Regions from separate parts of the Homo sapiens genome. Here all the other regions are linked to region 3. Evidence: chromatin loops called from intact Hi-C (ENCODE). Cell type or tissue: PC-3. All regions are shown on one strand. Each heading gives the region's core, and the rest is flanking DNA. Links, peaks and the distances in the headings are about the cores only.

The links. Hi-C counts contacts between places; a loop is a spot of excess contacts. Peaks named below come from ENCODE experiments on the same cell type or tissue, not always from the same donor. Only the 100,000 strongest peaks of a DNase experiment are listed, where the experiment ranks them.
Region 1: a loop joins it to region 3, with 9 times the contacts of the local background. A loop is called at or near these places in 59 of 110 quality-filtered maps.
Region 2: a loop joins it to region 3, with 2.9 times the contacts of the local background. A loop is called at or near these places in 4 of 110 quality-filtered maps.
Region 4: it touches region 3 in a loop (20-fold over the local background); 11 of 110 quality-filtered maps call a loop at or near these places.
Region 5: it touches region 3 in a loop (10-fold over the local background); 11 of 110 quality-filtered maps call a loop at or near these places.

Annotation. Positions count from the first base shown.
Region 1 is chr16:82,227,468-82,233,573 of GRCh38, reverse strand. No RefSeq gene overlaps it. Among named protein-coding and RNA genes, the nearest start is that of MPHOSPH6, 60 kb to the right of the region's middle. In PC-3, for the core only: CTCF peaks have their summits at 3,155 and 3,360 (motif pointing right); a DNase peak (open chromatin) is centred at 3,343.
Region 2 is chr16:82,028,895-82,035,000 of GRCh38, reverse strand. No RefSeq gene overlaps it. Among named protein-coding and RNA genes, the nearest start is that of HSD17B2, 3.3 kb to the left of the region's middle. In PC-3, for the core only: CTCF peaks have their summits at 3,185 and 3,384; a DNase peak (open chromatin) is centred at 3,390; H3K27ac peaks cover 1,706 bases.
Region 3 is chr16:81,887,917-81,894,022 of GRCh38, reverse strand. It overlaps PLCG2 (phospholipase C gamma 2), which reads right to left. Exons shown (of 33, transcript NM_002661.5): 10 at 4,750-4,851; 11 at 2,433-2,551; 12 at 229-314. Among named protein-coding and RNA genes, the nearest start is that of PLCG2, 110 kb to the right of the region's middle. In PC-3, for the core only: a CTCF peak has its summit at 3,479 (motif pointing left); a DNase peak (open chromatin) is centred at 3,472; H3K27ac peaks cover 917 bases.
Region 4 is chr16:81,991,576-81,997,266 of GRCh38, reverse strand. It overlaps SDR42E1 (short chain dehydrogenase/reductase family 42E, member 1), which reads left to right. Exons shown (of 3, transcript NM_145168.3): 3 at 1-5,691. Among named protein-coding and RNA genes, the nearest start is that of SDR42E1, 17 kb to the left of the region's middle. In PC-3, for the core only: a CTCF peak has its summit at 2,584; a DNase peak (open chromatin) is centred at 1,376; H3K4me3 peaks cover 454 bases; H3K27ac peaks cover 2,514 bases.
Region 5 is chr16:81,937,885-81,943,990 of GRCh38, reverse strand. PLCG2 (phospholipase C gamma 2) reads right to left here. Exons shown (of 33, transcript NM_002661.5): 28 at 6,088-6,106; 29 at 5,076-5,190; 30 at 3,932-4,099. Among named protein-coding and RNA genes, the nearest start is that of SDR42E1, 71 kb to the left of the region's middle. In PC-3, for the core only: CTCF peaks have their summits at 3,007 and 4,236; a DNase peak (open chromatin) is centred at 3,000.

The sequences.
Region 1 (6,106 bases), core at 540-5,539, 340 kb before region 3:
GGAAGGGAGACTTATAGGCCCAATTCCCAGCCCATCCCCTGAGGTTGACCACCTCCCTTTCTTCAGAACTAGGTCAATCATCTTACTCTGCTCCTCTTTCATTTCCAGGGCACCATTTCTATTATTAAGGCCTGAATCCAGCTACCTTATGATGATTTATTTTAAACAGGACTCTGGTTCACAACCACTCTACAGGATAGATTCAAGCCTGTAAGACGAAGGAAATTCAGTCTTTGAAGTGGAACAATATCTGAGGACAAGGGGTGGAGGAGGCCTCTTATTACCTCTTTTAAACAAAATACTACAAATATTGCAGCCATTTCAATACTTTCATAAATAAATACAAAAAATTGTCATTGTACACCAATTTTGCTGATGACATGAAAGCATTTCAAAGAATACACAGTAGGCATTTTTTCATTTGCAAATTTAACATGCATGATTTTGACAATTTGTGAGAGATCCTGGAGGAGCATGACATGTAGCAATTTGTAATTTTGCTAAGGCACTAATTTGAATCACCTCCACTGTGAGCTAGTGTGTGGGGAATTAGTCATTCAGGTGGTCAATGAGCCAATACCTGCATCGTGATGCTAGTTTGTTGCTCATTGTTGATGAATCTGGGGGATTCTGGAAAGTTTCAAGACAAATATACTACTAGTTGACTACACAGTTCAATACAATTAGCTGTTAGAATTGTATATGTAAAAACGCAGATAGATCTCATTGGGGATGACCCTACCTGACCACTGGAGCCAATTGCAGGTGTCAAGAGTGGTCAAAACCAGATAACCCACCTCTGTTTTACATTCTATCAGGGCATTGGGGTAATAATTGGCATAATAATCTAGCACTTACTTGTTTGCATCATATAAACACTGAGGTGTTTTTAAAAATATTCTGTCCACCAGTGTTGAGTAGTGGTATGCTTCCTCACCTGTGGTAGATACCATTCAGTGCCTGCCAATGCCCATCCTCCACCTCTTTGTTACTCACAGCCCCTCATTGTTGTCCATGACAGTAGTGGATCCAGTATCTACTTTATCTACTCCCCTAATGTCTAGGGGTGGCCCTATGAAGCCAGTTCTGGCTAAAGAGATGTAAGAGGAAGCCATCTGGGAAACTACCAGCAAAATTTCGCTTTCCTATGAAAGCGACGATGTGGCCTAAACCATTGCCCCTGACTTTCTGCCTTGAACTTGGCCATGAGGACTAAAGCTATAGCAGCCTTCTTGCAACCACAAAGCCATAAGCAACAGAGAATGGCTGGGTTCAGGCCTTAATGGAAGGGAGGGTGGCCTGGAGGTAAAAGCAATAAGCAGAGAAATAATGGGAGCAACAATGTGTTCCTGACATTTTTGAGCCACTGAACAAACATTGCCTGTGTCCTTCGTATAAGAAAAATAAAGCCCTGTTCTCTGTCAGCCTTCATAAGTCAGTAGATTTGTTTTCTTATAGCCAAACACAAATACATCACTCATAAAAACACATCATTTGAAAAGATAATACCAATACCTCAAGACTCCAGTCCCACATTCTATGATTATAAAAGGCTAAGAGGTTCTTTCAGTGGAAAGCTTGATCCCCCAGACCTACTTACTTTACTCTACTAGACAGAGCATAGAGCTTCCATAGGAATCTTCTCTCTGATTTCCCCCATATTTCTTTCAGTGGGTGTTCACGCCTCAGGGAAAAGTGGACTTTTATCTATGGTGTGTCATGATATCGCTTTCTATCTGCCTCATGTTTGGTGTCACCTCTCAGTTACCAATGAACTATTTCAGGAAAGAGAAAAATCCTAGGGAAGGAATGGCAAAGGTTGTTAGTGGTTTATTATTGATTTTTTCTGAATCAAATTAGAAAGACTGTTAAGAGCCGTGGAGAGCCTGAAGACTTCAGAAAGGGAACTAAACTCCAGGAAGGTCCTCTCCAATATTCCTGTGACAAGTCTACACATGTGCCATGAAATATGCAGCTAAGCAAATTTTTTTCCAGGAACTCTACCAACCAGGAAGATATAAAGAGCATGCTTCCATTTAAAGGGCAATAAACTTCAACTTAATTAAACTAACTTTTTGGAAGCAGCTACTAAGGGCCAGGTTGTATGAGAGGAGCCAGGTACATAAAAAGGGACAAGGGTCATAGCCGCAAGGAGATCACACTGTATGGTGAGACATATGCTCCTTTGATCGATCAGCTGAGAATTCTCCATTTTCATTTTTATCCAGGTAGGAATGTAATAACTTCATCTTCCTGTATTGTGGTGTTTCTCCGTCTCTATTACTAAGCCAGATGCTGTTTACGGTACCTCATGCTGGGGGTTGAGAGGTAGATAAGCTCATTAACTTACCATTCATCCTCAGCCTATGCCATTCTGCAGGCAGGATGCCCAGCCTGGATGCCAACTTTTTACAAATAACTATTGAAACTGTCAGTTATCTTCATGAGCACTGCTCCGGTGAAAGAACAGCATAATTGGGGTGGGGGGTGGTAAAATGTTAGTGAGCTCATTTTTTTCACCAGCAACAGTAACAAAACATCTTTCTGGGGATAATATATTTACTCTTATTATTTGGTTCATAGCAGGTAAATTCCAAATAATACAAGAGTGAAAAATATCCAATTCCTTAGCTTTTAGGAGAGGTAGGACATACAATCTCTCAAGTTCCAAAAAATACAGAGATCATGGGACCCTATATCTTTTTTTTTTTTTTTTGGTCTGATTTTAAACAGAAAAATCCTGATGCTTATTTTTCTTCTTAGATATTTGTATGCTTAAATACAAGGCAGCAGGACTATAAGAAAACCCCAGTGTTAACCCTCAAGGAAAAGATATAAATTTGAATGATCTATGACATTGTCCTCTAGGACAATGGATGGTTCATTATTAAGTCAACCAAAATGTAATTTCCAGTATCCTTTCCATCCCTCCTAGTCTATAAATCCAAGACTCCAGCAATTTGCCTACTCCTGCCCATCCCTTAAAACTCAGCTCAGCTGCCAAAACCCTAGTGAAGGCTTCCTCTCTCCTGTGAGCATTGCTAACGTTTCTTTTCTCCTAGTCTCCCTTTATCTTCTGCTTTCTCTCGTCTGGCCTTTCTCAAGCCATATTCTAATTGTTATTAACCCTTCTGTCTTTCGCCTTAGTGAGGTCCTAAGAGATAGGAGCCAAGTTTATTCACCTTGTATCCCAGGGCCTGTAGTTCTTGGTATACAGGATATCCTCAATAAGTATTTGCTGAACGGGAAAGGAAAGAATGAATGTGGGAAGGGTGGAGTATCTTGGCAGGTGCTTGCTACTCAAAGAACTAGAGCTCCATGGTGCAGCAAGGGAAAAGGTCTCTGCCTCCCAGCAGAGGGCAGCAGAGAGCTTAGGAGCAGAAACTCCCTGCAGGATGATTAACTCCCAGAGAGAGGGTTTTCCCAGAATTATGGGTGGGAAAGGCCAAGTACCACCAAGAGAGGCAGCTGATTGGATTAGGTGGTAATTGAGATAGTTGAGAGGTGTTTGCAATTAATTTAAAAGGGGAGCCATGTACTTTAGTGTCGACAGGCAAAATCTGGCCAGGTGTGGCTTGTCTGGGCCTCAGGAGGGACAAGGGAGAGGCTAATCCAATCCAATCTAATCTAATCAACTGCCCCTCATGAACAAGATCCCAGTGTAAGCCAAAGTTCAATTAGCCAGGGTAAAAAACAAACCCAAACTCACACATACACTTACGGAACTTTAGGGTGGAGAGGACAAACCCAGTGACACTAAAAATCAGAGACACATCATTCATTGTCAGATGTCACGGTGTGCTCAGGTAGGACATCAAACCTGGCAGAAGTGTATAAGGACGCTAAGAAACAAAAGTGAGTCCAATATAACTGGGTGAATTGTGTTTTGTGGAACAGGGCCTCATCTGAAAGTCCATAGCCCTGGGAATTGGATTCCCAGCAGGGAATGGGCTACAACTGATCTCAATGTCTTGGTATTCATGAGGAAGAGGAAGAATAGAGAGCAAACCTAAACATCAACACAGAATGGGTCACTAATGGGTAGCCAGAATTTTAAAGAGACTTAAATACTAGATAGCCTATGAGGCAGGATCTGAGCAGGGAGACAAACCTTGAACAAAAGTCAGTGACAAAGAGAAGGTTCTGCTGGTCAGCTCAGAAATACCAAGGGCACAGGACCTGAGAGAAGGAGTCTGGAAACAGTTGTGTTTTGAAATCACAAACCTGGCCGGCCGCGGTGGCTCATACCTGTAATCCCAGCATTTTGGGAGGCCAAGGCGGGCAGATCACGAGGTCAGGAGATTGAGACCATCCTGAATAACACGGTGAAACCCCCATCTCTACTAAAAATACAAAAAATTAGCTGGGCGTGGTGGCAGGCGCCTGCAGTTCCAGCTACTCAGGAGGATGAGGCAGGAGAATGGCGTGAACTCGGGAGGCAGAGCTTGCAGTGCGCCGAGATGGCACCACTGCACTCCAGCCTGGGAGACAGAGCAAGACTCCGTCTCAAAAAAAAAAAAAAAGAAATCACAAAGCCTCTCCCTTCACCCTCCTGAGGACCAGACAAGCCACACCTGGCCACGTTCTGCCAGTTGACACTAAACGACATGGCTCGCCTTTTACATTAATTGCAAACACCTCTCAACTGTCTCAAGCACCATCTAATCCAATCAACTGCCTGTCATGAACAAGGTCCCAGTGTAAGCCACAGTTCAATTAGCCAGGGTAAAAAACAAACCCAAACCCACACACACACGCCGTCACAGAGCTTTAGTACCGGGTTGCATTTTATAATTCCAAAGCCCGGGACTTTTACTGCTGACAGTATGGTCTGTGGAGCAGAAACAACATCATTACCAAGGAGGTTGTTGAAATGCAAAATCTCAGTCCCCACCCCAGACCTACTGAATCATACGTAATCTGCATTTTAACAAAATCTCCAGATGGTGTGTGTGCCCATTAAATTGGGGAAGCACTATTCACCACCACCTGATCCCTGCCTGCACCTCCGACTGGAACCGGAGACACTTTCCATCCTGACAACAATGTTCCAGCCATACCAACCTTCTTTCCGTCCCTCAAATATGCCATACTCAGGGCAGGCATGATGGCTCACTCCTGCAATCCCAAAACTTTGGGAGCCTGAGGCAAATGGATCATTTGAGGCCGGAAGTTCAAGACCAGCCTGGCTGACACAGTGAAACCCCATCTCTACCAAAAAATACAATAATTAACCAGGTATGGTGGTGCACACCTGTAGTCCCAGCTATTTGGGAGGCTAAGGTAGGAGAATTGCTTGAACCCAGGAGGCAGAGTTTGCAGTGAGCCAAGATGGCGCACTCCAGCCTGGGCCACAGAGCAAGACCCTGTCTTAAAAAAAAAAAAAAAAAAATCATGCTCATTCCCAACTTAAGATCTCTGTCCTCTCTGTTCCCTCTCTCCACAACCATGGATGGGTTTCCTTGACATTCAAATCTTTATTTTCAGATCAGCTCTGCACAGAGGCCTTCTCTACATACCCAATACAAATGAAATGCTTGAGCAGTCTCACCTACGTTCTGCAATTTGACTTCCATGCATAGCGCCTGGTTGTTTGCCTTGAACATTCGTCAGAATCACCCAGAGAACTGTTACAACCCAGATTCCTGCGTCCACCCCTAGAGTTTCTGATTCAGCAAGTCTAGGGCAGAAGCTGAGAATTTGCATTTCTAACAAGTTCCCAGGTGATGCTGACACTGTTAATCTGGGATCACTCTTTGAGAATCATCGGCACTGTCTCACTACCTGATGATATTTTCCTCATCACTCTTTTCTGTAGTGTCATCCGCACTCCACTGGAGTGTCTGTTCTATGAAAGCAGGGAGTTTGTATGTTCTGTTCACCCTGTATCTCTAGTGCATGATACATAGTAGGTGCTCTTTAATATTTGTTGAATGAAGAATGGAGTAATTAGTAGCTAATCCTTTTCATTGTAGATTTTGGATCATCTGCATTTGGTTTAATCTAATTTTGCAAGAACTTTGCTTTCCATCCTGTGCATATATGTAACAGCCGTGAGAGACTATTCATTAGACACAATTTAACTTACAAAAATGTAAGCCACACA
Region 2 (6,106 bases), core at 601-5,600, 140 kb before region 3:
CTGCAGTATGTCTGGGTGCTGAGTCCTTTTTCTGACTCGGGAGTGAGTGAGAGTGTGTGTGTGTGTGTGCGTGTGTGTGCATGCATGCATATAAATATAGGCAATCGATGAAGTTTGGAAAATAGATTCTGGAAGGGAAGGCACCTCTGATCTGGTCCATAGCTTCAGGACTCCTACAAATCCCAACTGAGGCAGGCTGAAGGGTTGGATGGAGAGGGATATGAAAGTAGAGGAAGATATTCCTTGGTAGAGGAAAGTGCTTTGGTCTTGCCTGAGTGGAAACATGCCAGGGAGAGATAATAATGACAATTAACTAATAGCGGCTAATATCTATTGGTAGTTTTTTGTGGCAGAGGCTGTGTATAGCTGCTTATTTGTTCTTTCTCTTTATTGTAAGCCTATTCTATGCCAGCCTCCATTCACTGGGACTCCTCTCATCCTCCTTGAATACAATATCCTTATGAAGTTGATTCTAGTATTATAGTAATTTTACAGGTGAGGAAACCAGGACACAGAGAGGGTAAGAGACTTAGTCAAGATCACACAGCAGTGGAGTCTTGCAGCCTGATCTCAGAGCTGTATGCCCCTAAGCATTCTATTCCACTGCCTGCTTTAGGCAAAAAAAAAAAAAAAAATTAGTGCATTATGTGCTAGATCTTTCCTACTTTCACCCCATTTCAACCTTATAAAACTGTTTGAGGTGGGTGTTATTATTATGGTCAGTTTACAGAGAGAAAAACTGAGGCTGGGAAAAAATAAATCCCTTACTCACAAGCGGCTTAAAAGCCAGCACTCTGCAACTACAGCACCACCTAACCGTGCTAAGCCAGAGAGGGGTCACCGCACCTGGGCTCAGGGCGTGCCCCATGTGGGCCACATGCCTGGCTGGAGGGAGGCAAGGTTGTGATAAAGGCTGGACTTTGGCATAGCTAGAGAGAAACATTCTCTATTTGAGGTCAGTTTCCCTCTATTCAAATCTAATCTTAACTCCACTACTTATTAATTACATAGTCTTGGGAGGGTCACTTCACCTCCCTAGATCTTCATCCCTTTGGCTATAAAATAATATCATATCCTGCCTGGAACAGTAGAAGGAACCTCATAAATGCTAGTGATTCATGTTTTTTAAACAGGAGGAGAATGAAGAATAAGAGGAAGTCGTGTAAAACAAAGTGTCCAGTGGAGTATAGACTTGTCTCAAAACACGTGCTGGAGTTAAATGAGGGGCAGGAGGAGGAAGGGAGAGGATGCCTTTTGTGGATGATGTTGGGGAGGCAGGACTCGGGAAGGAAGGGACCCAGCAGCGTATCCCCTGTAAAGGGAGGTGAGGCAGAGCCCACCTGGGCTCAAAGCCAACTCAAGACCCAAGGGAGAAGGGGTGGGAAGCAGTGTCTTGTGAACCATTACTGTGCTGTGGGACTGTGGGGTTGGACAACAAGGCAGTTATGAGGGTCTGCGTGGAGTGATGGCAACTGTTGTCTGCCCTCCCAGCCACATGGACATTTGAGTCAGGGAGACGTTACCAGCTCCAGGCCAGGAAGCTTAGGGGCAGGGATCTGGAATTGCCTTTGGCTAGCCCTGAACTCTCCCTCCCTCAACAGACCCCAATTCCTTCCTGGGTGCCATCTGAGCCACAGGGCACCTCTCACAATCCTTGTGGCCTCACCAGCCCAGAGCATCCTGGCAGTTAGCTCCGTTCGAAAAACAGCTTCCAGGTGGGGAGACAGGACTAGCTATGGCTCTTCGCTGAGAGTCTTGGCATTTGGTCAGTGGCTCCCACATTTGGGCTGAGCCAAACACCTGCGCAGGCTTCCTGCCAAGTGCACGCCCACTTGAGAGAGGTGGCTTTTCTCCTGGAGGCAGCCCTTGCGAGTTCCCAGACCTACTCTGTCCTGGGGCTCCCAAGGGGAGGGTAAAATCTATGAGCAAAAGCCACCCTCAGGCCACACAGAAGTCCCATGAAGGATACTCCCTGAGCCCTGATGGTGAAGGGGCTGAACAGTATTAAGAACATGAGCTTTCGGGTCTCACAGACTTCTAAATTGAGTTCGAATCCTGGCTTAGCTGTGAGGCACTGGGCAAGTTACCTGCCCTTCCTAAGCCTCAGTTTCCTCTTCTGTAAATTGGCGGTAGGAGGAGTCTTTCTTCCAAGGGCTGTTTTGAAAAGTGAATGACACCATTCTTGCATCGTCCCTGGCACTTACAGGCACTCATGGATGGTAGGCACTTTTCTCATTGTTGAGAGTACCCACTGCCTCTTAGCCTTTTTCCTCTGAGCAGAGAGAGAGGTTCTTGACAGCTACCTCCTCACTCATTTATTTCTTCTTTCAGTTCAGCACTCGGCTGTTTCCTTTGTCATCCTTCAGATATCTGCTTAAACATCACCTCCTGTCACCCAATCTGAGTATCTCCTATCAGCACGCTTTATTCATTGCCTTTGTTGCGCTTAGCTCAATCCACAATTATATATTTACTTTGATCAGTTTAAGAACGTTTTCTGTCTCCCCTACTAGACCATAAACTTCATGAGGGCAGGAACCTTATCTGTTTATTGTTTTTCCTTTACTGTTCACCACGTGCACAGTCCAGTGCCTGGCACATCACATGTACATAATTAATATTTGTTGGAAAAATATAGGAAGAATCACATCTCTATTGAGAGTCTTCTAGGTGGCCAGTTCTGCACCAGCCATGGAGGAATTCAGTAGTGAACAATATAGACCCGGTTCCTGGCCTTGCAGAGTTGAGGACGCAGTGCTTCCAGGAGGCCTGCTGCAGGAGCAGAGACTAGTGGGGGTGCACGGTGGTGGAAAGGAAGGCTATTTACCAGTTGGGGAATATATGGAATTGCAGAATCCCCAGGTGAGAACTAGCCCAATCCTTTCTAAGCCCTGAATGTCCTCATCCCAACCTCAGGGTCAGTCCATCTCAGAGCTACCGCTGAATGAAGATTTCCTGCATCCTATTGAGCTAAATCGTGTCCCTTGTTTGTCCCCACCATTTTGTCGTGAAGCTATTCTCGAGGCCATCATGGCTTGGCCAGTGTCCCCTTGCTTGCAGGCTTGCTCTCAGCCTTCCAGGGAAAAGGAGCCAATTGGACCAACTCATTCTTGCTAATGACGCCAGTGGGTCAATGTGTCATTTCCTCCTGCCAGCAGAGGGGCCTTTTGGAAAATGCCATCTGAAAACAAAACATCCTACCCAAAAGAAAGGATTGCCGCCCCCCCAAAAAAAATTGCTGGGCAAAAAATGCTGGGGAAAAAAAAATGCTGAGAATCCTCCAATGTACACTTTCTTAGAATTGGTGGATGTTGAGTTTAGAAGAGAACTTGAAGAAGGAACTTCCCATCTAAAATGGGAATTCCCTCTGTAACATCCCCACCAAGTGGTCATCTTGTCTATTGCCAGAACATCTCTGAGAACAGGCACTTCACTTCCTCTGAAGGCTGATTTTCCCATTCAAGATGGCTCGGGATATTAGAACATTCTCCTCTAGGTCAAATTCATCTTGACGTTTGTCTTCCCACTCCACGTGGAGTCAGAGGATGTCTTGTTCTATTTCTTTCAGATATTTGAAAGATATTTCAGAGCTCAAACATTTTTAAAATCACATTGTTACAATAATTGAAGAACATTTTCCTATGATGAGGGTAACATAATGACGGCATGATTTGCCAAGCAGAGAATGACTGTGTGTTGATGTCATAGTGACCCAAAGTTCAGGACATGGACAGGGTGGTACCAGCCATAACAGATCATCTCAGGGACATCACAGAGATCTTGTTGGTAATACGAGTTTTTTGTTCGTTTGTTGCTTTTTGAGCATTAGGGTGATAACTAATGTTTGGAGTGTTTGTGATTGCGCAAATATCATGTATTACATATTTATCTATTTTATACAGTGGGCAGGAGTGGGGAGACTAGGAGAAGATAGCCAGAACTTGGGGCTGGACCATGCCTTTTTTCTATCTTTGAAATAATACGTGGTAAAGATGTCTAAACTCCTCAATTATCATAAATTCCAAGTAAGTCAGATCTCATTTTTTTTTTTTTTTGTATAGGGTTTCAGGGATCTGCAGCCACTTCTCAGAATGGCATCCAATTACTTACATCTCCCCTGAAAGATTAGGCCCAGAACTGGGCACAATATTTTCAGTACAGTGCAAAGAACATAGAATAGAGTAAGATTATCACCTCCCCTATCCTTGAAGCTTTATTTTTGCTTATGTGTCCAAAGACTTATTTGCTCTTTTAACAAAAGTGCCCTATTCTTGACTACCACGGTGTTTGTTATCAAATAAAATTCGTTTTTATAGTTTCTGCGTCACTTTTAACTTTTTATAGTAAAATATCATACACATGAGGAGAAATTATCCAAAATATAAATAAATACCCATTCCTCCATAGTGATATAAATACATTATCAGCTAGGTGGATGAGAAGAGACAAATCTCACATGCTGAAGAATTATAAATAATGGACATAAATACTCCTTACCTCAAGGACTTGGAGTGTAACTCCCCATTAAGTGTGAACTACACATGGTAACTTTCTTCCAGAGTGCAGCATGAAAACAGAGAAACAGAGCAACGTTACCACGTAGAAACCAGACGAACACTACCCAGGTAGTGAGGGTCAGCACCAACAATGGCAAATCATGTTGATAGTATGATGTGATTTAAAAAAAAAAAGGCAACTTTATCATTGCAGAACATTCTATGAAATACCCAGCAAGTATTGGGTCAAGGCCATCAAAAAACAAGGAAATTCTGAGAAACAGTCACAGCAAAAAGAAGCCCAAGGAGACGTGACGACTAAATGTAATGTGGAAACCTGAGACAGAAAAGAGACATGAGGTAAAAACCAAGGAAATCTGAATACAGTATAGACTTCAGTTAATAATAATGTATTGGCCGGGCACAGTGGCTCATGCCTGTAATCCCAGCACTTTGGGAGGCCGAGGTGGGCATATCACGAGATCAGGAGATCGAGATCATCCTAGCTAACATGGTGAAACCACATCTCCACTAAAATTACAAAAAATTAGCCAGGCGTGGTGGCGGGCGCCTATAGTCCCAGCTACTCGGGAAGCTGAGGCAGGAGAATGGCATGAACCTGGGAGGCGGAGCTTGCAGTGAGCCGAGATCGCACCACTGCACTCCAGCCTGGGTGACAGAGCGACACCCCATCTCAAAAAATAATAAAATAAAATAAAATAATAAAAATAAAAATACTAATGTATCAGTATTGGTTTATGAATTGTGACAAATGCCTCAGTGTGAGGTCAGATGGAAATTCACATCACAACTTGGTATGTAACCAGGCTATTTGCAGAGTGGTGTGTGTGTGTGTGTGTGTGTGTGTGTGTGTGTGTGTGTATCTGTCTTTCTGGGGGCATGTATATGTGTATAAACCTGTATGTGTGTGCTTGTGCACAGGTGTACGTGTGTGTAGGTGTGCCTGTGTCTGTGTGTGTGTAAGTGAGGGTACGTATATCCATATGTAGGTATGTGGGTATTCGTGTATGTGTGTACATGCGTACATGTATGTTTATGTACACATGTGTGTAGAGTTGTGTGTCTGTGTCTGTGAGTGTACGTATGGGGTATGGGGCGGATGTGGGAAGCGTGTGGGGGTGTCTCCATTCATGTGTGTGTATATGTGTGTGTGCACATGCATGTGTAGATATGTGTAAGGGTGTTGTACAAGTGCACACATGCATAGGTGCGTGGATGTGCATGTGTGCAGGTATATCTGTATATTCGTGTGTGTCTTTGAGTGAATATATGTGTATGTATGTGCAAGTGTGTATGCATAAGTAGAAGTGTCTATCTCTGTATCTGTGTCAGTATATGTATGTGTGTGCATATGTGTACATAAGTAGATGTGTATATCTCTGTGTGTAGGTATATGTGTGTATGTGAATATACATGTAGATGTGTACATGTATCTCTCTGTGCTTAGGTACATGTGTGTATGTCCATGTGTCTATGTATATATAGATGTGTACATCTCTGTATCTGTGGGTAGGTATATGTGTATATGTGTATGTGTGTATATATGTAGATGGGTACATCTCTGTATCTGTGTGTAGGTATATGTGTGT
Region 3 (6,106 bases), core at 568-5,567:
CCAGGAGGAAGCTGAGGAGATACAGATGACAGGGACTCCGTCTCAAAAAAAAAAAAAAAAAGAAAGAAAAAAGAAAACAAAGAAACATCACACTCTAACTCCATAAATATGCACAGTTATTATGTGTCCATTAAAACCTTTTTACAATTCGAAAGAAAACATGGAGCAACCACATGGTTATCCTCAATTTGCTGCGAGCCTGACCTCCACCAAGAAGGAGCTACTCACGTTCAATGCAGCGACAGCCCATGCGCAGGCAGCGGATGTAAGCTTCTGGGGACGACTCGCTCCGCAGCTGGTCACCTGTAAGGTACCTGCAGGAGAGAAGGCAGGTGGCCGTGTGAGAGTGGCAGCCACAGGGGTTGGGGGGCAAGCCTGCACCTCAGGGTGTTGTGGGGGAACTTCTCCGCCCGAGCCGCCAAAGCTCTGAGTTCTTCCATGTAGAAAGACTCAAAGCTAAGGCCTAGGACAGAAATACACAATCCCACGGTCACACTGGGCATGAGCTCTGAAGTCAGGCCACAATCGCAGGAAGTGACTGCTGACCACCTGGGCAATGCAAGCGTGGAGAGGACGTGTTCTTTTGAGGAGAAGTTGGTCAAAGCACGTCAGAAGCAAAAAAAGCTGCAGAAGATGAATTAACAAGGCCCCATGGCCGCTCTCTGGGTCCTCGGTCTAAACAAAGATGGGCACTTCTTTTGATATCAAGGCTTGAGGCCAGGCACAGAACAGATATTCAACAACTGTTGGTGCAATCGGCTATGCTAGGAGCCATATCCACCAAAACTGCCGTAAGAATGACTCTTTAATGCACTTTCCTCCTTGTCATGATTCACCCCAACTTTTTTAAAATTTGTGTTCCGAGGCCAAGCACGATGGCTCATGCCTGTAATCCCAGCACTTTGGCAGGCTGAGGCGGGCAGATCACGAGGTCAGGTGTTCAAGACCAGCCTGGCCAACATAGTGAAATTCTGTCTCTACTAAAAATACAAAAACAAAACAAAACAAAACAAAACAGGGCATGGTGGCTCGTGCCCGGAGTCCCAGCTACTCGGGAGGCTGAGGCAGGAGAATCTGTTGAACCGGGAAAGCGGAGGTTGTGAGCTGAGATCGCACCAATGCACTCCAGCCTGGGCAACAGAGTGAGACTCTGTCTCAAAAAAAAAAAAAAAAAAGTTTATGTTCCTCACACTAGGTTCTGTCAGAGGGTGGTAGGAGGGACAGGATCAGGAAAAATAACTAATGGGTAGTAAGTAGGCTTAATGCCTGGGTGACAAAATAATCTGCACAGCAAACCTCCATGACACAAGTTGACCCGTTTAACAAACCTGCACATGTACCTCTGAACTGAAAATAAAAGTTTTTTTTTTAAGTTTGTATTTCTTAACTGTCTTCTAGGTTTTCTAGAATTCACCATGCTGAAACACAAACTCTTAAAATGATGGGCATGGTGGGGAAGAGAGAACTGTGAAATCAATTTCCCCCTGAAAGACATTTTACCTTCCCAAATGCCTGGAGCATAACACCATAAAAAGCCTTTTCCCAGATGACCCCCTGGAATGTCACTTAGGAAAGTCCCCACCCACAGCTGTGGGGGCCATCACCCAAGGACTTCACCCCTCACCCAATAAGACAGACTAAATACTGGAACATCAGCGCAACATCCTGTATCCTCCTTCTGTTGCAATCAGAGTAACCATCCCAAGAGCCCCCTGTGAGCATCTCATCTTCTGGTTAAAAGTCGTCAGGGTCTCCCCGACAGCTCTCACGGTGACCTACAAGATCCTGCTCCAGCAGGACCTGCCTTCCTCCCCTCCTGACACCGCTCTCCTGGATTCTGCACTCCAGCCTTAGCAGACTCCTCTCAGTTGTTCCTGCCCCAGGGCCTTGGCACATGCTGCTCCTCTGTCTGAAACACTTCTCCTTGCCTTACCACCTGCTCCCCACATCAGCAAGTCCTATTCTGTGGTTAACTTTCAATGGAGGTCTTCCTCCCAGCACATGAGGACATGGCTGCTGCCGGTTCACAGCCACATCCCCAGCTCCCAGCAGGCACAGGGTACACACTCCCTATAAGTCAATTCAATGAGTCACTGAATTGCTTTGCTGTGGCTACTGTGAGATGCCCAAATCGTGAAAAACTAAGTTTACTATGTTACTTTAGTTACTAAGTTACATAAACTAAGTTACTTTTGTTTTTACTAGCTTTTTAGGGCCACAGAAAAGAGATTATTATTACAATGCCAGCTGACAAAGGGAAGTGTGTTCCCAGCCCCTTCCAGAAGCTTCTGTGTATTTTAGTCCAAGGAATGCGGTGCTACACCCTCCACCTGCTTCACAACAGGGCTCACCGGAGCGGCGTATCGGACCCCTGCCTCAACCCTCACGTGCTCTGTGCTGCCCAACCCATCACAGGCTCATCTGAAACTCACGTGTTATGTGACGAGGAGATCCAGTAATGAGACAGGGGGTTGTTCATGTCCTGCATGTCCACCGCGTCATACTTCTCATCCCAGATGCTGTTTTCTCGTGAAAACAGGTACGTGAGGAACTAAAAGAGTCAAACACGAAGACCGAATCATCACGTTGACGGGCAGGATGGTGTCTGCTTGTTTCTGGTCTGCGCCCACCAGGGGGGAAGAACAGCTCTGATGCGGGAAATCAACAGGCGGTCTCCAGACCTCAGTTACCCACGTTTTCAATACCGAAGGCTCAGGCTGCAATGGGCTGCAGCGACATATTTGTTCCATGGACCTAGACAATATTTTCCTTTGTAATGTTTATCCTAAAATATTTGCTACTGCAAGGGTTTATGCTTACCATATATACATTGTTGTTGGTTTTTCTTTCTTTGTTTTTTCACACTGAGTCATGCTCTGTTGCCCAGGCTGGAGTGCAGTGGCACAATTTCAGCTCACTGCAACCTCCACCTCCTGGGTTGAAGCGATTCTCCTGCCTCAACCTCCCAAGCAGCTAGGATAACAGGCGTGCACCACCACACCAGGCTAATTTTTGTATTTTTAGTAGAGACAGAATTTTACCATGTCGGCCAGGCTGGTCTCAAACTCCTAACCTCAAGCGATCCACCCGCCTCAGCCTCCCAAAGTGCTGGGATTACAGGCGTGAGCCACTGCACCCGGCCTCATATATACAATTTAAAGCATAATAGTAGCATGAATATTTGTGAACCCACGACCCAACTTAAGAAACAGAGTGTTATCCATATCAGAATGTTGAAAGGGCAGGAAATTTCAAGTTACAATTCCTGGCCCCTTAAAAAAAAATGCTTTAGCGATCTGGGCCTAATTTCTGCTGCGTGAGAACGACCTCATATGGGTCAGTCGCTCCCCAGTTCCACCTCCCCTCCTTCCCTATGCAAGGTCAAAGGCAACCATTCTGACCAGCAAGCACCCAGACACCTTCGCATTCTGTTTCTGTGCTTGCAATGGTTCAACTCTCCCTGGTGGCAGATGCCCTCTAGTGGCAAAATCAATAATCCCACCCAGGCAACACGGTCAGTAGAGAAGAGTAAGAAAGGGCTATGAAACTGCCTTTCCAAAATCAGAACAACAAGAAAATTATGACAGTGAAACAGATCTGATCTAACCAACCTCTATCTTGCCTTTAACCTCCAAACTGCCCTTAATTATTCCTGGGCTTGGGCCAAGCTAACTTTGGAAAACATTTAGTTTATAGTTTAAATACCAGCCCTTCCCCCAAAATAAACTGCCTTTGTAAAGCTAAGGTAAGACCAGGTTAGGAGGATGAGAGGAGCCTGGATTCTGCTAAGGTGGAGACTAACTGGTTACCAGCCATTTTTCTGGAGGTTACAAGATTAGCAACTTCCTCAGTTACTCCTACAGATAACATCACTGTGGTTTAACCTAAGATTGGCCTTTTGAGACGTCTTTTCGGGCGTTCGCATGGCTCTACCTGGACCGCCCACTGGTCCTGTGGCCCCACCCAGAAGCACACTATTTTCCACAACCATATGATTGCATCTCCAACCAATCAGCAGCACCCTTTCCCTGGCCCGCCAAACAATCTTTAAAAAAAAACCCTAGCCTCCGCCAGGTGCGGTGGCTCACACCTATAATCCCAGTACTTTGGGAAGCTGAGGCGGGCTGATCACAAGGGTCAGGAAGTCGACACCAGCCTGGCCAACATAGTGAAACCCTGTCTACTAAAAATACAAAAAAAATTAGCCAGACATGGTGGACAGCGCCTATAATCCCAGCTACTCGGGAGGCTGAGGCACGAGAATCACTTGAACCTGGGAGGCGGAGGTTGCAGTGAGGTGAGATCCCACCACTGCACTCCAGGCTGGGTGACAGACTGAGACTCCATCTCAAAAACAAACACACAAGCAAACAAACAAAAACATAAAAAAACGAAACTCCAGCCTCTGAAAGGGAGGATGATTTGAGTAATAATAAAACTCCAGTCTCCCATTCAGCTGGCTCTAAGTGAGTTAAGCTCTTTCCCTATTGCAATTCCCCTGCCTTGATCAATCGGTTCTGTCTAGGCAGCAGGCAAAATGAACCCACTGGGCAGTTACAGTTACAGTAATCTAGAACCTGGGAGAAAAAAGAAAAGAAAAGAAAAGAAACAATCCCAGCTAACCAGTCAGTCGAGGCAACATCATACAGCAAAGTTCTCCAAGGAAAGACAAACAGAAAATAAACCTCAGAAAGCACAGACATCAATCAAAAAGTCACCCCCAAGCGACAACAAGCCCAGCCTACTCACCTCATCCACAAACAAGAAAGGCTCAGCAGTTTCACGCATGGTGTCATCAATGAACTTTGTCATCCGCTCACGGACTTTGTTCAGATCCTGAGCCCAATGCTCCTTAAAATGACAAAGAGAACGAGAGATCAGCAAAGTGAGAACTGATAAAATTCTTCATTTCCCAGGGTCCATCCAGTCGCAATCGAAGACTGAAACATCAACCAATTCCGAATTCACTTGCAATCGACCACCACATGTTGAGGCCTCATTCTGCACATGGCCCTCTGCCAGGGGTCAGCAAATGTTCTCTGCAGAGAGCCAGAGGTAAATATTTTGGGCTCTCTGAGCCATACGGTGTCTGTCGCAACCACTCAACTCCGCTGTTGTGTTGCAAAAGCAGCCACAGATGATCCGTAGGCAAATGGGCATGGTTGTATTCCAACAATATTTTGTTTATAAAAACAAGTGGTCAGCTATATTTGGTCCATAGGTCATGGTTTGCCAGCTCCTGCCCTATGATAGCTCTTTACGTTTGTTAGTATGAAGCAGCCTGGGGGCATAGTAGTTACATCAGCCTTCCAGGTCACTTACCTGGGTTGGCATCTCATTCCACCTAGTTGACCTTGGGCAAGTTACATACCGTCTCTGTGCCTCCCCATCCATGAAGTGGGAATAAGAGTATCTACCACACAGTTTCTGTGAAGCATTGTATGAAATGTACACTGTATGAAGCATTGTATAAAATCTTATTAGGTTATGTGCCTAATGCAGCACCTGGTGCACAGAAAGTGCTCAGACCCACTTTGGTAGGCCGAGGCGGGTGGACTGCCTGAGCTCAGGAGTTTGAGACCAGCCTGGCCAACATGGTGAAACCCCATCTCTACTAAAATACAAACATTTTTTTTTTCTTTAAATCAGCTTGGCGTGGTGGCAGGTGCCTGTAATCCCAGCTACTCAGGAGGCTGAGGCAAGAGAATTGCTTGAACCCAAGAGGCGGAGGTTGCAATGAACCGAGGTTGTACCATTGCACTCCAGCCTGGACAACAGAGTGAAACTCTGTCTCAAAAAAAAAGAAAGTACTCTGACCGTGGCAGCTTGTGCAAACAAGCATCTTTCTTCCTCCTATGGTCATCTCACTTAGTCCACACAACTCCGCAAGTCATTTATTGCCATTGTCATTTTACAGAAAAGGAAACAGAGGCCCAGGAACAATACCTCATGATCCTAAGCTCACACAGCTTGTAAACTGCAGAGTCTCAGCTCCAAATAACGAAACTGATATGGAATGTAATCATATGCCCTCTTTTCAAAAGAATAGGCAAACAGGGCTGCTGAAACACTGATAACGTCTGAAATATACATGACCAGTTCCAAA
Region 4 (5,691 bases), core at 40-5,039, 100 kb before region 3:
CACATTTCCAGCTACAAAGCTTTTTCTGCCTGCTTCTTGCCAGAAGGATTTTAGGGGCCCAACGGCTGTGTTAACATTTTGCACTATATCCCTTTCCATTCAAGCTGGCAGTGGTACTGGGAACATTATTTTGAATGCGTCACCTGAGTCTTATTGCAGTTCACTCACAAAAGCCACACCCACAAATCTCTGAGGTAAGTTCTCCACTGTGAGCTTCTGCTCAGACTGCCAAGGGACAATACGCTGTGCTTCTTAGAAGCCTTACTGTCTGAACAGCTCTCTGGGGTGCCACATCAGGCCTTTCTGAGATCTTAAAAAGATTTTATACTCACAGCCACAGCCATGCACTGTCGTTTCCACAGTCTCGGGTGTTTACACAGGTTAGCCGTATTCAGTGTGGGAGGAGACTACACAAGGATATGAATACCAGGAGGTGGTGTCATTGGAGGCCAACGTGGAACCTGGCTACCACATTCCTGCTTCCATATCTCCCCAATTCTGTTACTGTCTCCCACTCCAGCTTGAAATGGTAGATTTTCTCAGTGCTCATTCCTTGGCCCTGTTCTAATACCATACTTTCTCCCTAGGTGAGCTCACCTAAGCCCATGGCCTCCATTTTCATCTCCCAGCCCAAATATGTACTACTAGATGTACAGTTCCAGACCACTCCTGGGCTCCAGACTCATATCTAAGTACTTCTGCAACTCCACATGGATGTCCCACATGCACCTGTCAGCCAGTGTAGCCAAAGTGGAATTCATAATCCTCTCCCACCCCAAATTCTTACAGGGCTCCCTTCCTTAGTAAATATCTCCACTACCTGCTGAATTTCCCATCCCAGAGATCTGGGATAATCCCTGACCCCTGCCCTCTCCCAGACTTGACACACCTAACCCATGTTTAAGCCAGTTGATTTTTACTTGTAATCATGCCTTAAAACTGCCCAAGGTATAGGTGTACCTTCTCTCCCATAGATTCCACTAGTAGCCCATTTGCTCTTCCACCCATATCCACACCCTCCTTCCTTCAGTCCATTCTCCACATGCCTAGCCAAGAGACTCTATAAAGGTGCAAATCTTTTGTCACTTCTCTGCTGAAAACTTTCCTTAGGTTGAGAATCTTTAACGTGATCAAGAGGCTTTGTCTGAACTGGCCCCTTGCCTGTCTCTCTAACTTCATCTCACATTATTCTGCCTTCTCTGCCCCAATTACACTGACCTTTTTTAGGTTCCTGGGCTCCAAGCTTCTCAGGCTCCCTGCTCCTCCTTTTGGCCTGAATAATGTTTATTTCGTGTCTCTTGTTAAGTCTCTTTCTAGAGGCCTTCACTGATCCCAGCAATTTAAGATTGGTGCTCCTGCTACAAATGATGCTACAGGCCTGTCATAGCTTCCTGCCTTTCTTTTATAGCATTGCTCATAACTGTAAACATTTGTACGGTTATTTGTTTAATGCCTGTTAGCTCTATGAGGGTGGGAACTTTGTCTTGCTTACAGCTGTACTCCTAATGCCCGGCACAGTGCAGGAGTTCAATAAGTATTTGTCCAATGAATGCTGTTTTCCCATCTGCTATGGATGAACACTCTTTTCTAGCACACAGATAACTCACTGTTTCTAATCTTTTGGAGACTGGGGAAAATAGCCAACCTACACTAGAACTGTCGTAACTAAGTCAAGATTAGATGAGGTCTAGTGAGTAAGGGAAGTCATTGTCTATATGATCTGGTGGAGTATTAATGCTATAAGGAGGTCAGGGAATGGGGAAGGAATGTGGGCCAAGTGATTTGTGCTCCCTCCACATCTCAGCTGAAAACTCACCACTTTAAAAGACTTAGTCTATTTCCTGAAAGGGAGCTCCCCTTCCTTTCTATGGTCAGGAGACGCTGCAGTTAAGAAATTCTATTAGTTCTAGGGTTCCCAGCTGCCCTCACCTTGCCTCAACCTTAGATTGAATCACTCAACCCTGCCTAACAATAAAATTATGCTCACACTTGTGCACTTGGGGATGCTCTCAGAGGTCTGGGCAGAAGCCACCCAGCACTGCTACCTCACCCATGGCTTCTGAGGAGTGTGTGGGAGGTTATCCATATGATTGATGGAGGGTCGCAATGAAGGAAGGATGTGTGAGCAACAAGGAGCCCTGTATTGGAACCTAAAGGTAATGCCCAAACTGCTCCCACCTGCAAAAAGGGAAGAGCGGTCTGGAAAGCCTGTTGGAAATACTTCTTGGATGTCCTCAGTGCCGTTTCTGGTGACAGGGGCAGACAGTGCCACATTACAAGCAGTAACAGTTAGTGGAGGGTCAAATAACTCATTCTGGCACCAAATTACCTATGCTGTGGTGTTTCTCAAACCTAGGGAATAGGCCTAGGGATTCTTTTCAAGAAAATGTTTTATTTTCCTCAACCATCTAACATGGTGTATAAAAGAGGCAAGTGTTGCTTTGTCGTAGATTGTTGGGGCTGCTTCTACCTTGTATTGCTTTCCAAATCTCCGGTTCGCCCAGCCTTACAAAGGGTAGAAGTTGCCTGCAGAATGCCACGCCCCAGCTCTGACCCAATTAGACATCATTATAGGGCCACTGGTGCCCCTGCTGGCTGGCCTTGGAAGCCAGCACCAGCAATGTTATTAAAATCTTCACCAGCATCTCTTGCTTAGAGATGGCACACCAGGTTGTGTGCTGTTCACCAGCATATCTCACTTTAGAGAATGATACCCCATGCTCCTTTTTGGTGACAAAAAGTCCCTCCCAGCCCTTTCGTGGGGCTGACCTCCACATGCAGGCCTGACCGCTCACAGGACTTCCATCCTTCGGCCGCAGTCATTGGGCCACGATGGGCCAGTCAGCGTCATCCTTTCAGCCTTTCTCCCAGAGCAGGTTTAGAGAAACCCTTTCAGCTAGGATTGCTTCTCTGGGGAGGACAGGCGCTTGGTGCAGCTCCTCTTCAGGGTCCTCCTACCTGAAGGAGAGGACCGAGTGCTGATGATGTTTGGGCTGCTGGGTCCAGCTATGTGTTAAGAAGAGCCAAAAAATGGAGAGGGAGGAGGTCCTGGTGACTACACTGGGGTTCCGTAACGCTGCCTGCGGGACGCTCATCATTCCAGATCGTCCTCTCACGTGAGTCTTCAGTTCACTTTCTTTTCTGCTTAAGGTCCTTTAAGTTCGATTTTTCTCCAGGAATCGCAGCATGTCCTGGTGTGCCATGTCCACAGTCCACTCCTGGGTACAGGTGATCCTACCCCGTGGTTTCCAAAGGCAGCCTCTCCACTCACCTCTGTGCCCTCTTTCTTTCAAACGGGGGTCGTCTTTTGGTCCCTGGGTAATTTAACATTTGCTGGAGTTTTTCTTAAAAAATGAGATTGATTTCCTTTTCTAGAATCATGTTTATTTGAATTACGTTTATTCAAATCATGTATATTTGGCACCAACATACCTTTAAGCAGAGTAGTTCAAACTCTTGTTTTATATGGAAATTGTTTGATGAAGTGATTTGCTCCCCAGAACATAAACGCCCCATGAGAGCAGGAACCATGTCTGTTTTTTCTACTTCTGTACCCTTCATATGCCCAATAAATGCTTGTTGACGGGGTGAATGCACTTATCAGCCAGGTGGTCCCTTATCTGAAATTACAGCTGATTCCCCAGTTATTGCTTCTTTTACACCTGAGACTCCCAGCCTGAGGCAATAAGAACATTCAAGGCCTAAATTAAAAATGCAGACTCCAGAAGGGTGACATCATGTAAAACGGCAGAGTAGGAAGCTCTGGAATCGGTCCTTTCACTGTAACAACCAGAAAAGCACGGGGGCAGGGGAATGATCAGAACCAATGATTTCAGGAACTCCTTACATCTATTTTACCTCGATATACAGACTCCAGACTCTTCCCTGATGCTTCTGATTGAGAAAGTCTGTGTTGGTTGGTAATCTGCACTCTAGGTGTTTCTTATCTTTCAACAAGGAGGTGAGCACTGGTGCCAGATACTAAACACTGGCTCCCTTGCAAGATGCTGAGAGGCTCCTGACTTCTGCTTGGCTCTTCCCTTTGCAGTGCTTTGCTACAGCAGGTGCTCAGTACAACTTTGCTGAATGAATGAAGGGGGAGATGGGACTCGCCAAAGGGCCTTGGATTCGAGTGACCCCCCACCTGCTCCTTTATGCAGGGCCCAGTTCTTTGTTGACACAGACAAGCACTGCTACGTCCCAGTGCTGACTTTTCCAGCCAACCTAGAGCCTCTTTTTCTTGAGCCAAAGGGATTCTTTGGCAACACATCTTGTTGTGCCTGGTTACCTGATCTTTTAGTGTAAAACAGCCTTTTGCTATTGAAAATCAAACCAGAAATAGAGTCAACCAGTCCCTGGTATCTCTAAGTTGTGCAAATTCATACCATGTTACCCTTCTGTATTTTAGAACCTGGGCACACCAGGAACTCATTGAACTCAAGTTGCGTTCATAATTACTTGAGTTCATTGAACTCAAGTAATTATGACCGAGGCCAAATCTAGTTCACTACAAAGAAATTGCATGTAGCAAAGTGATCCAGGCAAGTGTCTTTCAACCAACAGGGGATTTATCAGCAGTAATTCGCAATGTTTATTTTTAACAGCTGGTTAAAGCATGCAAGTAATTAAAAAATTCTTCATTACTAATATGCAAGATTTTAATCTTGGCAAGTATTCTACATATCTTTTGCTCTAGCCTCCCAGTGGAGCCATATTTCAGATCCAAGAGTAAAATACTGTCTTACCCATATATATATTTTAACATATGTATATATGTTATAAGAATGAGTCGTCTTTTGCTCTTAACAGTCACTAGGAGTTAGTGTCCTGAATAGATAATAATAAGTCTGAAATGTTGCCCAGGTTTTAAGGGGAATTATTTGCACATTGCTGGGCAATTACAACACCCCCACTCCACTGATTTATAGTCCTGTGCCTTTCATAGGGGATTTAGCTTCTGGGAATGTTCAACATGAAGCTAATGATCAATATTAACCTGTCACCCTAGTTAACTAAATTACTCAAAGATGAACATTGTTAATAGTTAATTGCTACTATTTGTTGAGAGTTTACTCAGGATAAGGCTTTCTAATTTTTTTTTCTTTTTTTTGAGATGGAGTTTTGCTCTTGTTGCCCAGGCTGGAGTGCAATGGCGTGATCTCAGCTCACTGCAACCTCCACCTCCTGGGTTCAAGCGATTCTTCTGCCTCAGCCTCCTGAGTCAATAGGATTACAGGCGCCCACCACCACAACCGGCTAATTTTTGTTTAATTAGCGGTGATTTGGGGTTTCGCCATGTTGGCCAGGCTGGTCTCAAACTCCTGACTTCAGGTGATCCACCTGAGGCTTTCTTTATTTCTTAGGCTTATTTAGCTTTCTTAATGTCTTTAAGAAACAGATCAATTTATTATCTCCAGTTTACATGGGAGGAAACTGAGGCTTAGGGAGATGCAGTACCTTGCCCAAGGGTACCCAGCGTCACCAGCTAGGAAGTGGCAAAACTTAAATTTGAGCCAGGTTTACTTGAATCCAAGACCAAATTTTTTTTTTTTTTTTTTTGATAGAGTCTCGTCTGTCACCCAGGCTAGAGTACAGTGGCACAGTCATGGCTCACTGTTGGCTCGAACTCCTGGGCTCAAATGATTGTCCTACCTCAGCCTCCCAAGTAACTGGGACTACAGGTGCATGCCA
Region 5 (6,106 bases), core at 687-5,686, 50 kb before region 3:
TGTTCTCTTCAAAATGAGCCCATGGGACACAGAATTCCTGAGCTGTGCATGTTTGAGAGCATCCATCCTTTGATTTTATACTTGAGTGACAGTTTGAGGGGGTATAAAACCTGAATGTTTTATACCCACTCATTTCCTGGTAGGGTTTATGGGGACATTGCTCTCATTGAATATACTGCTGTAAAGAAGTTTTCTGACCTATTTTTCCCTATCGCTACAATGTGATTTTTGTTGCTAGTTTGTTTTTTGCCTTGATAGAGACTCAGAATTCTTGCAGACTAGCCCAGTGATATGCCAACATTAATGCAAATGTGAATCACCTGTGAATCTTGTTAAAATGCAGATTCTGACTTGGGAAGTCTGGGGTGAGGCCTGAGATTCTGCATCTCTAATGAGCTAATCTGTGGACATTGGTGAAGAAATCTATGTTATGGTTTGGCTCTGTGTCCCCACCCAAATCTCATGTTGAATTGTGATCTCCACTGTTGGAGCTGGGGCCGGGTGGGAGGTGACTGGATAATGGGGGTGGACTTCCCACTTGCTGTTCTCATGATAGTGAGTTCTCACGAGATGGGGTTGTTTAATAAAAGTGTGTAGTACCTCCCCCTTCACTAGCTCTCTTTTCCTCCTGCTGGCCATGTAAATATGTGCTTGTTCCCCTTCTACCAGGATTGTAAATTTCCTGAGGCCTCCCCAGAAACAAAAGCCTGTACAGCCTGCAGAACTGTGAGCCAATCAAACCTCTTTTCTTTATAAATTACCCAGTCTCAGGTATGTCTTTATAGCAGTGTGAGAACGGACTAATACAGTCTAGCTGCTGATTGACTGTTAGAATGAACTGGAATGACTGTTTGCTCCATGGCATTCCGGGAGGCTATCAGGTAGCCCCTACACTCCAATAGCATGGTTCCAGGCTGGACAGTACTATCTGACACTAGGCGTGTGCCTCTTAAATCGGAGACATGAGCTCTGCCCTCATGACCAGCTGTCTCCAGCTCTATGTACCTTCTCTCGCTGCCCAAGTCCCATTTTTATGCACTGGGCAGCCCTCCTTGTATAAAAAAAAAAAAAATAATTGTTTTTCTTCTTCTTGTTTCTAGTCATTTCACTGGGGAAAGGGAAATACAGACACCTTTTAAAGTAAGATCAATGCATCTGGCTTTGAGCACCCAGTGAGAGGGCAGCCTGCAGAGGAGGAACACGGGGTTCGAAATTAATTAGACATTCCTGGGTTTGAATCTCAGCTCTGGTCCTACAGGTGTGTGACCTTGAGCAAGTTAAGTCATAGTCTCTCGGCCTCAAAGTGCTCAGAATTTTAAAACCAAAGATAAAACCCCTTTCACAGGATTACTGTGAGGATTAAAAGAGAAAGAGTTTAAGGTACCTAACACAATAAAGGCTGCTGCTTTCCTTCCTGCGCTCCAACTGGTTTAAAAGCTTCAGTGCATCTCTAATGACAATGGGTGAAGTTTATTTTTTCAGTATGGAAGACCCTCAATGCCTCCTGTTCATTCTATTTCATTCCTCCCATGAATATGGATGTGCCAGGCACTGCTAGGAGCTAGAAAGAAGTGAGGAAAGGTCCCTGCTGAGAGTATCTCACAGTCGGGGGAGGAGAAGGTCACATTTTTAATCTCCCTTGAGGTTTTGACCTTTGTTTTTTCCAAATCTCCAAGCTAAGTCATTGCATTCTGCAGATGAATTGACACACTTTGATGCCCATTAAGGTAACGAGGTTTTATCATCAACTCTGACATCTCTGCAAGGCACTGGGAGGGGTTATGAGGCTCAAGGCCCTCATCCTTCAAGAGGACGTCGGGGTAACCAAGGGGTTTCAGCACAGCTGCCCCTCTCTGCTGGATGAGTTCAGTAGAGGAACTGGCAGGCAGTTACCATAAAAAGAAATCTGTTACAGCGTCAAGGCTAGGAACGTAAAGGTGTACCAAAAGCTACACTTCCTGCACCAGAAGAATTGGTGTCATTCCTAAGCCTTATTAGACTAATCTAAAAGAAGCAAATTAAGGAATCACAGCCCTGATCAGTGCCGGGTTTAAAGTAGTTTATAGGCCAGGCACAGTGGTTCACTCCTTTAATCCCATCACTTTTTTTCAGACCAACATGGCAAAACCCCGTCTCTACTAAAAATACAAAAATTAGCCAGATGTGGTAGTGTACACCTGTAGTCCCAGCTACTGAGGAGGCTGAGGCAGAGGTTACAGTGAGCCGAGATCACCCACTGCACTCCAGCCTGAGCGACAGAGCAAGACTCCATCTCAAAAAAAAAAAAGGGGGAGTTTACAGTGTGGGTGAGTTAACCCAGAAGGGTTGCCAAATATCAGGCCTCTTACAAATGAATACTCATTATTATTGCTAGAGTAGCAATGTTCATGAAAATGAACATTTCTAGAGTACAAAAAAAAAAAAAAATCAGAAACTTTAAACATTTTCCCAAAGTCTTGTTTCATCTAGTAACTTGCTAAGGAATTCATTTCCTCAATGGTAAGATAGGCAGCCTTGACATAGTTTGGTTCTGTCAAAGTGCCATCCAAGCACCATCTGGGGAGCTGCCTAAAGATGCAGATTCCTTGGCCCCACCCTGGGCTGACTCATCACCCTGTGGTGGGTCCAGGAACCTGCACTTTCTTCTGAGTCTTGCTCTGTCACCCAGGCTGGAGTGCAGTGGTGCAACCTCAGCCTTCCAAGTAGCTGGGATTATGATTACAGGAGTGAGCCACCGTGCCCGGCCAGCACCTGGATTTTCTAGCATGCCTGCTGCTCAGAAACTGGGCTCCTGCCCAGTAGCAGAAATGGTCAGGTTTATGATATTATACAAAAAAAGGTGGAAGTTGAGGGAATGTCTGAAAACAAAAAAGATCCAATTCAGCTCTTCATTGAGCCCCACGTTTCCAAACAATATCAAAAGACTGTATTTTTTTATGTAAGTAACTAAAATGACAGTCATCTTTCTCTTGAAAAATGATCCTCAGAAAACAAGGGAACAGTGACCTCTTGAGGAATCCAGAAGAATCTATGATCTCATATCTCATGCACCATGCATCAGAAATACTAAAGGAAGAGGAAGAAGGAAAATTCAACATCCAGCAAGGGCCTATTTGTCAAATATTATACCTAAAATCCAGTGGGAAAGATCCAGTGGGAAAGTAAACTAGAGAAACTATATAGAAGCTAAGGAGAGCCAGTTTTTTTTGTTTTTGTAAATGACTGGCTCTAGAAGCAGCAGGGTCCCAAATCCCCTCACCTGGAAGTGTCTATCTCAGCTGTGTAGGAAGGGCTCAGTCATCTGGGATTCAGCAGGGTTCTTAAGAGCTGGTCGTATGACCCAGCTTGGCTTGGTTGCAGAAAAATACAAAATGACCCTTCTTATACCATGAAGGGATCTTGTGTTTTCTTCAGCAGGGAAGAAAACTGTAACAACTCAAAGAAGTAAATTAACCCACCCAATTTTATAGAAGAAGAAGGTGAATTCTGAAGGGTTTGGGGAGTTGGACCCTCGAGATTGTTACTCCCCCCCCAAGATGCCAAAGGTCTCTCCCTTGCCACCCTCTCACACTGCCAGCCAGAGAGCAGGAGGGGGAGATCAAACCAGACTTAGCCCTAGCTAGGGAGAAGCAAACCGCATGTAATATTTCAAAATGAAATCAAACTGCAGTGCCAGGTTGAGGATCCACTAACAATCCAGTTTTGCTTGTAAACATCCCACTTTGAGGGGCATAGCCTCCCCTGTCACCCACTTCCTCCCACCTGTGTGCTACACGACAGGCTGTACACCTGCTCTCCAAGCCACCCAATCGGTTTTACAGTGATTCCATCCAAACCAGGAAAAATCATTTTTCATTCTTTTTGAAGCCAGCAGCCAAACCAAAGTACAACGCCAGCCCAAATCGAACATCTTAATTAAAATGCCTCTTACCTGATTTGACTGCTTTAATGGGGTAAGTGGCATGAGCAAGAAAGTTGGGATCGCTGAACATATCTTCTTCATAAACCACAAAGCGCAGAAATGCCAGGTTTGGGTCATAAATTTCAAATGTCACCTTCTCCTGTGTTGGAGCCCAGATAGGGCTGAGGCCATTATCATCTGGAAGGAGATCAAAGCTCATGAGAGGCCACATTGGAGCTGCCCCCTTCTGGTAAGACAATCTCCGCATCCTTCAGCTGTGAATCCCCTTAGCAACCATGTAAATAAATATGCATCTATGCCAAGATCTAAGAAAATCTGAATAATTATCTTCACTCCCCCACCCCACCTTGAGCAATCCTGGAAGCTGCTGTTGCAGGCTGGTCCCTTGGTGAGCAGAGGAAGGAGACCACCTCCCATCTCCCCGCCCCAGGATCAGGGACAAGGGAACGGGGGAGGTGTTTGTTTGCAGAGCAGGAAGGTGGATTTTGGAAAAGACAAAAGGGGAGGAGAGCCTGGGAGCCACATCCACCAGCAGGGGGTTCTACAGCTGGCAGGGGAGAGCCCAGCCTCACAGAGCAGGCAAGCAGCAATCCTGCCACTCTCCATAAATGCCAGTTTATTTGGTCAGCATCTGAGTTGTTCATTGGGCTACTTTTTACCAGGGGCAAGGATCCTGTGCTTTAGAAGGCCCACCAATCACGGTTCCCTCCTGGCTTTTCCTGGAAGAGCAAGCATTCCTCTTGTCCCTCCTGCCCTCTAGGGGCTAAGATCTCCCAGGTTAGGCTGATCCTCTGGGTCAGGTCAGCCACGTAGGTTCACCCCCTCTCTCTGTGTCTCTGCCTCTTGGCCTTTGACTCAGGAGATTAATCAGATTGGGCTGTTGCACAGAGAGGACCAACCTAGTGTCAGGGCCTCACCTACGATTCCGGACTTGAGTTACAGGCAGGCAAACAGCACTGGGGAAAGTCTAAGGATTTCAGAAAGTGGCCCTTTGTATGTATCCCCTCCTCAAGCTGAACCATGTGGGCAAGAGGGAGGAAAGAAAACCCTGGGACAACTAAAGAGCATTGCAAAATCCCCCACGAAGAGCACTCCCACAAAGGATTCACTGGCCGGACGTTTAAAAGCAGAGGGGCCAAGGTGACTGACTTACTCACAACCGTCGTCTTGAACTTGTTGTTGTCATACTCGGCTCCACAGATCTCCACTTCTACAAAGGGACAGGCAATACTTCGTCCAAGTTTGGGGAGATGGCGAGCACCGAGAACCTGGGACACCAAAGGGAAGCATTGGAACCCCCCTGGGGTCCTGAACAGGCAGCCTAGCGTGGATTGCAGCTGGGTTCTAGAGTGACACTGGATGAGTTCAATGCCAGCCCTAATTTTCCTAGATTCACTGGAAAAGCCGGAGCAACCTTCTGCAGTGGATGAAGGTGGACTGTGGTAGATCCCACAGTTCCTCAGCATCAGCCTGGGTCTCGGCCCCATATGCCACCTGACTCAACAGGTAAAACTCACCTGAGCTCATGAATGCACACATCCATGCCCAAGCAGGTGCCTCTGATCAAGGCAGAGCTTAATCACTGGATTTCCACACCCCTAGGAAAGGCTGAGGAACAGTGTGGCATTCTTTTTATAACTGCTGTTTATTTAAAGGCCTGTGTTTACGTATGCTTCTTCCCCCTACCACCCGCCCGCCCTTAACCTTAGGAGAAATGCAATTCATTTCTCTACTTTTCAAAAATTCTTACAAAGCAACAACACTTTCTCTGAAAGTCAGATGAATTTTAAAAAGCCCTGGAATTGGACAAAGTAAGGGAAAAAACTTCTCCATTAAGACCAAATGGCTGTTTCCCATGTTTTCTTTCTCTTTCCGGCCAGAGGCTGACCTCACCAGGACCCCAGAAAGATAGGGTCATACCTCACCCCCACAGAGGACAAGGGGAAGTGGGTTTGAGGAGGTTTCCCCTCTCTTCCCTCTTCTCCCAGAACGACCCCGGAGTGTACTGTAAGAAAGAAAGATCCTCAAACACTGCCTGAATGGGGATCGTTTAAACAAGACAACCAGCCTCCCTAGACATGGGTTCCCTGCTCTCAAGACAGCATCGGCCCAGCCCCCAGGGAGGGCGGCTGGCTCCCCTGGCAGGAAGGGAGGGCTGGCTTTACCTTGACTGTCAGCGTCATC